Regions from separate parts of the Homo sapiens genome. Here region 2 is linked to region 1. Evidence: read pairs that join two places in POLR2A ChIA-PET (ENCODE). Cell type or tissue: MCF 10A. All regions are shown on one strand. Links, peaks and the distances in the headings refer to the core of each region. The heading gives the core; the rest is flanking DNA.

Region 1 (5,387 bases), core at 138-5,137:
ATGAAGTTTGGGTAGAAGAACGATGAAATTAGTGACGCTTTATAAAAAGTTTATTGGGACAATACCCCAAATGAATCAGCAGTTTAAAAATGGATAACTTATTTTAAGAAGAAACAAGATGATGTTGAAGATGAAGCCTGCAACGGCAGACCATCTACATCAATTTGGAAGGAAAAAATTAATCTTGTTCATGCCCTAACGGAGGAAGACTGACAATTAACAGCACTGACAATAGCCAACAATGTAGACAGCTGGTTCACCTTACACAATTCTGAGTGAAAAATTAAAATTGAGCAAACTTTCCACTCAATGAGTACCAAAACTGTTGTACCCAGGTTAGCTGCAAATAACAGCAGAACTTTCAATTGAAATTTTAAACAAGTGGGATCAAGATCCTGTAGCATTTCCTTGAAGAACTGTAACAGGAGATGAAACATGACTTTACAATATGATCCCAAAGACATAATCAAAGCATAATCAAAGCAATGACTGCCAAGAGGTGGAAATGGTCAAGTCACAGCAAAAGCAGATGAGCAATGAGCAAAGGTCATGGCAAAGTTTTTTGGTGATGTTCAAGGTGTTTTACTCGTTGACTTTCTGGAGGGCCAAAAAACAATAACATCTACTAATTATGAGAGTATTTTGAGAAAGTCCGTCAAAGCTTTAGCAGAAAAACACCCAGGAAAGTTTCACCAGAGAGTCCTTCTTCACCATGACAATGTTCCTACTCATTTTTCTCATCAAACAAGGGCAATTCTGTGAGATTTTCCATGAGAAATCATTAGGCATCCACCTTACAGTCCTGGTTTGGTTCCTTCTAACTTCTTTTTGTTTCCTAATCTTAAGAAACTTTTTACCTTAAGTTAAAGTATATAGCTATTTAAGATTTCCTAATCTTAAAAAAATTTTTCTTCAGTTGATAATATGAAAAAGATTGCACTGACATAGTTAAATTCCCAAGACCCTCAGTTCTTTATGAATGAACCAAATGGCTGATGTCATTGTTTATAAAAGTGACTTGAACTTAACGGAACTCATATTGAAAAATAAAGTTTATATTTTATGTTTTTACTTGTTAATTTTATTTTTCCACAAATTTGGAAGTCCCTTGTACATACAATAAGATAAATATGCAAAGTGACCACGGTCTTCATTTCTATAATTGGTTAAGATGCTATTCATAATTGACATCTATGGTTAAAATGCTATTCACAATTGATATCTATGATTTTATTTTTCCATAATCCATTTTATATTTTCATCTTTCTCAGTCAGAACTTCAGCTGTTTGGGGTTCTTTACCTGGTAGAGTGATCCAAACCTTCATTCTTTAAGGGCTCACTTGTTGTTCTGCTTTTTCTGCCTTTTTGTTGTTGTTTTTTTTTTTTTTTTTTTGCTATAGCTTTTCATTAACCTTTACTACTGTGCATAATGGTATTAAAAGGTACCCAGGAGAATTCTCCTTGCCTCTGCTGTGAGCAGTGGCCTGTTTCCCTTGGTAAATTGGGACCAGTTCTTTCAGCCAGTAGGATGACCTCTTTTTCTGCCTGTTGGTTCAGTGGCACAAGGATCCTAAAGTGGCCACGTGGCAACCTCATCTTCCAATTTATTGGAATTATTGTTGTATCCCCTGGTGGAAATGTTTTCTCTCTAGGTCCTAAAACTTCCAAACAAGCAGATCTCACAAATAGCAGAAAAGGAAGCAAAAAATTCTGCAAGTGGGTTCTTAGGTGTAATGGTGCATACAAAAAGTACTAACCAAATAGTTAAAACATTGAAAAAGATAAACAAGAGTTTACCAAAATTTAAAACTTGCTCTGTGTGAAACACTTATTTAAAAAATGAAGAGACAAGACACCAGCTGTGGGAAAATACTTGCATTTCCCTCATTATTAATGATGTAGAGCACTTTTCATTACTTATTGGCCATGTTTTTTTCTTTTGTGAATGCCTGTCATTTTAATTGGATTTTAATCTTTTTATTACTGAGTTATGAGTGATTTATATATTCTAAATGCACATCATTTGTCAGATATATGTGTTATGAATATATTTCTCAATCTGTGGCTTGAGATTGTGGCCTATTTATTTTTTAGAGTCTGTTTTGACTAGCAAAAGTCTTGAATTAGAGTCTGGACTTACTAAGTTAAAGACGTTGATTAGACATCCAATTGGAGATGTGGGCTAAGCAGTTGGATGTTAGAGTCTGGAGTTCACGGTTGAGATCCAGGCTGTAGCTGCACTTGAGGGGTTCTCAGAATATAGATGGATTTTAAAGCCATCAGATTGGATGCTGTCATCTAGGGAATGGGTACAGATAATGAAGAGAAGAGGGACTGGCTCTGCGTTCTAGGACACTCTGACATTAAGAGGTTGAGAGAAGAAGAAAATCCAGCAAAGGGGACTAAAGATGTTGACGAGTAAATAGGAAAATAATCAAGAAGGTGTGGTGTCTTAGAAGTGAAACCAAGAAAATATTTCCAAGAGGAGAGAGAGATCAGTAGTGACAAATGCTAGTGAAAGTCAAGTATGGTCGCAACTAAAAACCGACCCTTGGGTTTGGATACATGGATGTCATAGATGGCCTTGACAAGAGCAGTTTTGATTGCTAATGGGGCATAGTATCTACCATGGAGGAAGAAACCAGAAAAGGGCTGGGTTATTTTGAGTGAGAAAATGGAGGTCTTGATTCAATCAAAGAATAATTTTAGGGAATAAGGGAATGTGAGAGCTGTATGAGCAGAAAATTATCAAAGACTTTAAGCTCTCAGAAGTTAAGTCATTCTGGTTCATGACAGCTTTGAGGGTGTAGCTATGGGTTTGCTTATCTGGTACAAATGGAGCTGAAGAACTTCAGAGTTGAGGAGTTTAAATACCTGTGAAACCCAGTGTTAGATGGGTTATGCACACAGACATTGATGTTGCCCAAGGGAAAGGCAAGAGGTGATGAGGAACAAGCCCTGAACCTGGAAAAGCAAGATATGTTCTAAGAGTGGACGGAGGGCTAAAGGACTACGATGCACTATTTAACCACCAGCCAAAATACACACTAGTCACTTTTTTTTTCTTCCTATTATCATGATTGAACATGTAAGGAATAAAGCAGCTGTTCAGAATTTTAGGGATTTACCAAAAAGAACAAATGGGCCCTGTCATGTGGGCTGTGTCATGCCATTCCTCAATGAGCTAAGATAAGTGATTCATGGGTATGAGTCACCATGACATCTGTCACATTGGATCTCTAAAGACGGTATGGATTTGCGTTGAGATGACCTTGCTTTTTAGGGCCCTGTGTGTAGGGGTGTGTGTGTATGTACGTGTGTGTGAGACTATAGCATCATGAACTAAAGAATTTGAAACTTTCTGATTTAAAATATTTAGAGAAGAAGAAAACATTCCAGATGAGACTGAATGCTCAGATTCGACTTTCATTTTTGTCTTGATAAAAAAGAGATATTAATACAACCTGATTCCTGAGCCATCCTCTGAACACTTACTGAGGCCCACAGCAGTGTTTCAAGTGGATACCTGGTGGTATCTTCACAGTTTAAAACAAAAATACAATACCCTCTGTTTACTTTGCCTTGGCATACATTTTAGTTCCCTAGGTCCAGGAATTGACATCCTATAGAATCCCAAAGAAGTGTCTGGGACCACAGGAAATGTCACATCAAAGAGATAAATGATCAATGTCCGGTGCTTACATAAAAACCTTTATCACATGAAAGTGAAACGTGGGCTGCTGGGCTTTGGATGAGGCAGATCAGGGTTTCAGGATCAACTCTGCCACAGATCTGCCTTGAACACTTAAGCTAAGACGTTACCTCCCCTGAAATTCTGGACCATCTTTTGTAAAAATAGAAATAATATTACTCAAGTTAAAGGATTGTCATGATAATTAAATGAACAGACTTAAATGAAATCTTCTGACCCAGGCTCAGCAAATATTGATTTCTTTCCCTTCCTCCTGTCTTCCCTTCTTCAGTAAGAGAGAAGCCTATTTGAGTGTCAAAAACTGCCTCAAACCCAAAAGACAATGCATTAGAAAATGCCCTGGAAATTATAAACTATATCATTGTGTCATGCTAATTAAAAAGTGCCTAAGCTGCCAGTAGGCCCAGGTTGGGTTCAAGTCTATACTTCACAATTTATTGGATGTGTGACTGTTGGTAATTAATGTACCTAGCCTCAGTTTTCTCCTCTGTACAATGGGATAACAGCCCCTATCTCAGATGGTGGTCACTGAAAAGTTTCAATCAAAGAATGTGTATAATGTGCTCAACAAGGTTTTTATCATGTAGTAGCATGTACTCAAAAGCTGTTAGCTAGAAGATCCACCTTTTAACTATCTTGGTTATGATCTAATTCTACTCTTTCTCCCAGAAGTAATAGGGAAAGTTAAAGGGAAGGTAGAGGAACAAAACAGTTTTAGAGGTCTTGCTCTTGTCTTGGTAACAGAGAAGCCCATTCTAAACACCTACCACCTGCCCTCCACCTCATCTGGCAATAGCACTCCTAGAGAGCACAGATTCCACCGTCACTGTGACAATGAACAGGTGGGTGTGGGGAGGGGCTCTCTGAGAGATGTTCACACACACACACACATGCACACACACCAGCTTGGAAACCCAGGACAAAACATCCAAAAGCCCCTCAAAAATGAAAAAAAAAAATTGGTCCAGCCAATTTTGGTGAAAAATATCTGAGTTTCAGAGCAATTGTAGAAAAAAGTCTGGGAGGCTACAAAGCACCAGGCAGCACCTCCAGACCAAAGGGGATGGCCAAGCCCTGGGTATGCTGTGGAGAATCGGGTCTGCAGGTGCTCAGCACCAGGGTGCATGGTGGTGCTTCTCTTCCCTCTTACCCCCACAGGTCTGGGATTCTACAGAAGTATAAATTGAAGGGTGAGAGGTCTTCTTGGGTTTTTGGCAGGGAGCTTCTAGTTGTGGTTTGTTTAGTTTTTAAAGATAAAAATAGTAGTGATATATGTATATAGGGTGTGTATTTGTGTGTAATGGTAGTGAAAGATGGTGTTGAATCACTTTGAAAGCTTTGCTAAACTAAACATAGTTGACCTTTCCTCTACCCATTCCTAAAACACGAAGGTTCTAATTCAATAATTCTGTTGAGAGGTCTGGATGTAAGTCTTTGGAAAAAGAGTTCAATTCTTTGAGACTTTGATTCATGAGACTCCCCAGGCAGCAGAGAGAACCAGTAAAAGAATATCAGCAAAGCCATCTCTACCTACCCCCAGTTTGTTTAGAAGCAGAAAGTTAAAGTAATCCAGAACTCTTCCATGCAGGGCAGGAGCATTCAGTCCACAAGAGGCTTCCAGATTACCCATTATGTTACCCATTAATATTTTGCTACTCTCAATACCGTGTTTTC
Region 2 (5,387 bases), core at 160-5,159, 130 kb before region 1:
GAACATTAAGGATCAGTGACGTAAAGTGACTCATCCTGACGCAAAATGAATTAGTAGCAAAGCTAGGGGTAGACCTCAGACCTCTTAATTTTTTTTTTTTTTTTTGCATTTCTTCACCATACATTACTCTTTAATAAGCTGGAATTGAATCCATCTGCTATGGTTTGAATGTTTGTCTCCTCCAAAACTCATGTGGAAATTTAGTTGCTATTGCACCAGTATTAAGAGGTGGGACCTTTAAGAGGTGATTAAGCCCTGAGAGCTGCACTCTCAGAGGTGGGACTGGTGCTGTATGAAAGGGCAAGTTTCACCCCATCCTGCTCCCTCTTGCCCATTTGCCTTCCATCATGGGATGACAATTTCAATCATGGGATGACACAGCAAGAAGATGACCCCTTAAACTTGGACTTCCCAGCCTCCAGAATTGTGAGACCATATATTTCTTGTCATTATAAGTTACCTAGTATCAGGTATCAAGTAGCAAAAAATGAACTAAGACACCATATAAACATCAAAGTAATTTATTTGATTTGTTTGAAATCGAGTCATTTCTTCCCCCACCACATCCCCTGTACCTGTTCTGCCCCATCTAAAGTGTCCTAAGGCACAGATGTGATCATCCTGTTCTTTTGACAAAAACCAGTAACAGCTCCTTATTTGTGACTAGGAGAGACAGCCAAACTCCATAGGCTGGTTTCTCAGTAGCTCTTCCATTCTTCACAATGCCTTTTCACTTGGAGTGTTTTCCAACCAAACAAAGCCACCTGCTGCTATACAGCCTCCTGTACTCTTCCTATTCATTCCTCCTGAAAAGCCCCCGCCACAGTCTTCTCCGGTGAAAATTCCGTTTGTCCTTAAGGCCAGACCACATACTGCCCCCTACAGGCAGCCTTCCAGGACTCAGCTTTACGCAATTGCTCATTCTGCTTTGCTTGTTTCTCTGTATCAGCTTTTATTACTGTCTGCCACCTGCTAGTTTGCAAGTTCTTTGAGGGAAAATTCCTCTGCTACTTATGCTACAATTCCTGTGCTTTGTACAGCACATAGTAGGTTTTCAGTTAAAAACAATTGTTGAAAAAGTAAATGTGTAGTTTAATTAAAACTATAACAATCTCACCTTCCCCTACCCAAGAATCAGTGAATTCCCATGAAAATAATCCAAAATTGGGTCTTGGTAAACAGGTAATTATCTTTTTTATATAGTAAACTTGTTTTGCACAATCTCTGCATAACCCTAGTCTCTCAGCAAAACTCTCAGTAACTGGAAATTTAAAGTCAATTTTAGATTCAAAAGCGACACATTCCTCTGGGGAAAAAAATAGACAATTCTACACTGAATTACCCAGTTATACACAGAGTCACGGTTTGTCACCATTCATTCATTTCAATGATGCCACAATGCCAAAGAAATGTTCTATTCCAGAACTTATTAAATGTCATTAAATACACTATATGCTTCTGAAAGTACTTATTTACATTTAATATCAAGACATGTCCTTTGGATATTACCGAATAATAGTTTTTGGAAGAAAATACCAGATAAAGAAGGGAGTTGGGGTGGGGGCAGAGGGTGTGCACTATACTGCCTGTTTAATATGAGGCTACGATGCTACCAAATTCAGCAGTTAAATTTCTGGGGACACAAAATTATCCTCATGGCACATCTCTTTTGCAGTTAATAAATATAGATTGTAGACAACAACGGTGCATAGTTAGTCTAATAGAGAAAGCACTTAGTACCTCCAAATCAGGGGTTGGCCCTCTGTTTTATCCAAGAAAAAAAGACAAGACCTATAAAATGTGGCCTGGCTGGTCATTTTCCTCTTTTTTCCTTTTTCTCCTTTATGATGATCTTATTAGTCCCTATTTTCAGGTGCCTGGCCTGAGAAACATTCTTTTTTTTTTAACTGGATGTTTGTACTTACAAATTAGCAATACTGTTGTAAGGTATAAAATAAATTTAAGTGCAGTACATCTAATCCCTCCTCCTGAAACATTTTGAATTTTACATACTTCTTAAAATGGGAAAGAAAGAAAGAGAGAAGGGAGAAAAGGAAGGAAGGAAGGAAGGGAGGAAGGGAGGGAGGTAGGCAGCGAAAAGAGAGGGAGGAAGAAGAAGGAAAGAAAGAAGGGGCTGGGCATGGTGGTGCATGCCTGTTAGCTCAGCACTTTGGGAAGCTGAGGCAGGCAGATTGCTTGAGCCCAGGAGTTTGAGAGTAGCCTGGGCAACATGGCAAGACCCTGTCTCTATAAAAAATAAATACATAAATCAATAAAATTTTACAAATTTTAAAAAGGAAGGAAGGAAAGAAAGAAGAGAAGAAAAGAAAAAAGAAATCATGGCCCAGCAGGACAAAGCTAGAATGGTGTAGGTGTACCATCAGCTGTCTGGAGTTAGTGTGTTAAATCAGTGGTTATTCAGTCCACCTTTCTATAAGGCATATTTTGAACATGGAAAATAGGGCTGAGAAAAGCCACTTCCTAATGGGCAGTGCTTGTGGGCAAAGTTCTACCACTATCCATTGCCCCATTCTGTAAGGATGTAAGGAGGGAGTAAATGAAGACATGGTGTGTCACTTCTGAAAGGTTGCCAAGGGCTGTGTCATCCCTGGAGCTCTAGATTTGTGTTCTGCCTCATCCAAATGAATGCTCTCTTAGTGGGACTTGTAAAGCTAGAGCTTTCATACACACTTTCCTCCCAGATCTGGCAGGCCAGCTATACCGCATCCAATCAATTGTGATCCAAGCTGATTCTACTTAGAAACACCTCCCAATTAGCATGCATCAACATGGTACAAGAAAGAATTCCAAACAGATCAATTAGAGAGCTGCATTGTGAAGAATTCATTTCCCAAGGGTCTCATTTTTTTGTCCTTTGTGAGTTGGAAAACAATTTATATTGTTTTTCTGTAAAAGATGACCCCTCTAAAAATATGAAATGATCTAATTATTGATTTTGAATGCTACATTTTTTTCTCTGTCTGACAGTCATTATCTACCAGACTGTGAATTGTATAACTCATCTCGTTACCCTGCACTCTTCCCCCAGGATAATGCATACATCACAGACTATTATGACCTACGTGTGTCTACATGTAGCCCAGGCATTAAAAACACAAATAACCTCAGTCCAATATTTAGGAACTTGAAAGTAATCACAGAATAGGAAAACATTAGCATCAAGGTTATATGTATGTATATATATATATATGTACACACACACACACATACACACACACACACATACATACACACACACTTATAGATACATATACGTATATATACATACACACACACACACACACACACATATATGTATGTAGGCCCGCCGCAGTGGCTCACGCCTATAATCCCAGCACTTCGGGAAGCTGAGGGGGTGTGGCTCACCTGAGGTCAGGAGTTCATAGACGAGCCAGGGCAACATGGCAAAACCCCATCTCTACAAAAAATACAAAAATTAGCCAGGTGCAGTGGCACGTGCCTGTAGTCCCAGCTATTCAGGAGGCTGAGGAAGGAGAGTCACTTGAACCCGGGAGGTGGAGGCTGCAGTGAGCCGAGATTGTGCCACTGCACTACAGCTTGGGTGACAAAGCTAGACTCTATCTCAAAATTTATATATAGATGTGTGTATGTACAAAAATAATAATGCCTTGAATATATTGTATCTTTCTTCGAAATACTTCAAAATATTTCTATAGGCCAGTTGCAGTGGCTCACTCCTGTAATCCCTGCACTTTGGAAGGCCGAGGTAGCTGGATCACCTGAGGTCAGGAGTTTGAGACCAGCCTGACTGATACAGTGAAAACCTGTCTCTACTAAAAATACAAAAATTATCTGGGCGTGGTGGCGGGTACCTGTAGTCCCAGCTACTCGGGAGGCTGAGACAGGAGAATTGCTTGCACCTGGGAGGCGGAGGTTGCAGTGAGCCAAGATCATGCCAGGGGACTCCAGCCTGGGCGACAGGGCAAGACTCTGTCTCAAAAATGAATGAATGAATAAATAAATAAATAAATAAACAAATAAATAATTGTATAATCATTTTCTTATTATCCAAACTAAATGCTAACACATTTTGAGGATTTAAATAAAAGTTCCTGCTTTACAATTATTAGCACTCTGATTTTAATCAGTCATTGATTTACCTGTTTTTAAGCATTGTATTTTAGAATACCTACATGGAAAAGAATAGCTGTATGTGGATTTTTTCAGTCTATGCTTCTTCTTTCAATTCTTCTTGATAAATGAGATCTACTTTCTTCGGGACAAATAACCACTTCTTTAAAATTCGAGTCTTTTCTAAAAATATGTTCACGTTTTTCTCAGACTTAATTCCACCTGAGCTATGGTTCTTCCTTCTTATATGGAGAAGGTGAATAGTTTATCATTCCCAGCTGAAAGAAACTCATGTGGGGCTACTGGTAGATGATTAAAAGTAGAAAAAGCGGCCGGGCGCGGTGGCTCACGCCTGTAATCCCAGCACTCTGGGAGGCCGAGGCGGGCGGATCACGAGGTCAGGAGATCGAGACCATCCCGGCTAAAACGGTGAAACCCCGTCTCTACTAAAAATACAAAAAATTAGCCGGGCGTAGTGGCGGGCGCCTGTAGTCCCAGCTGCTTGGGAGGCTGAGGCAGGAGAATGGCGTGAACCCGGGAGGCGGAGCTTGCAGTGAGCCGAGATCCCGCCACTGCACTCCAGCCTGGGCGACAGAGCGAGACTCCGTCTCAAAAAAAAAAAAAAAAAAAAAAAAAAAAAAAAAAAAAAAAGTAGAAAAAGCAGGAAAAGTCCAGTGCCTGAGCAAGGAGTCCGTGAGTCTGGCCCCTACCCTCCCATGAACTCTTTTCTCTCCTTGGTGAGTTTGCTACTCTATGCCAAATTCCTTATTTGCGGTGATTCCAGCCCTCCTCAAAGGATTTGACTGTAAAATTGCTGTGTAGATGAATAAAGATATTAATCTTCGCCAGTCTGCCTTGCTGCAGTTTTTTTCTGAAGAAGTTGGAGAAACCCTTTTCATTTGGGTTATGTTTTAGTGGAGATTTTAAGCACACAGTAATTTTCAATGTTAAAGGACTCAAATCTGTGATTGACCAGATTGCTTTGAGACTCCTTTCATTGCTTCTATTCTGAAAAAGTTCTTACCTCTCGAGGTTTTAGATGACTTATTTCTACTATTGTCTTCTCATTTTTCTGTGGTTTTCTTTTTAATAGTTAATTCACTTTTTTCCAGTTCTAATTTACTTTTTGTATGTCTGTACTATTTTTTTTCCAAAATGCTTATAGTTTTTATGCTACTGTATATGGAGAGTGGAGAATCTCACATTTTTCCATTGAACTGTAATGCTTTTTTTTTTAACCATACATTGAGTTATTATATATAAGAATCAGACTT

What was found. Peaks named below come from ENCODE experiments on the same cell type or tissue, not always from the same donor. Only the 100,000 strongest peaks of a DNase experiment are listed, where the experiment ranks them.
Region 2: POLR2A ChIA-PET joins it to region 1 with 5 read pairs; 1 of 35 experiments calls an interaction of 5 or more read pairs at or near these places.

Annotation. Positions count from the first base shown.
Region 1 is chr1:221,984,869-221,990,255 of GRCh38, forward strand. It overlaps LINC02474 (long intergenic non-protein coding RNA 2474), which reads left to right. Exons shown (of 3, transcript NR_149071.1): 3 at 1-96. Among named protein-coding and RNA genes, the nearest start is that of LINC02257, 9.0 kb to the left of the region's middle. In MCF 10A, for the core only: no CTCF peak of the experiment used is centred there; a DNase peak (open chromatin) is centred at 3,203.
Region 2 is chr1:221,856,374-221,861,760 of GRCh38, forward strand. All of the region lies in intron 2 of LOC124904517 (a long non-coding RNA gene), which reads left to right. Among named protein-coding and RNA genes, the nearest start is that of LINC01655, 18 kb to the left of the region's middle. RefSeq lists an enhancer at 131-1,016. In MCF 10A, for the core only: no CTCF peak of the experiment used is centred there; a DNase peak (open chromatin) is centred at 2,578.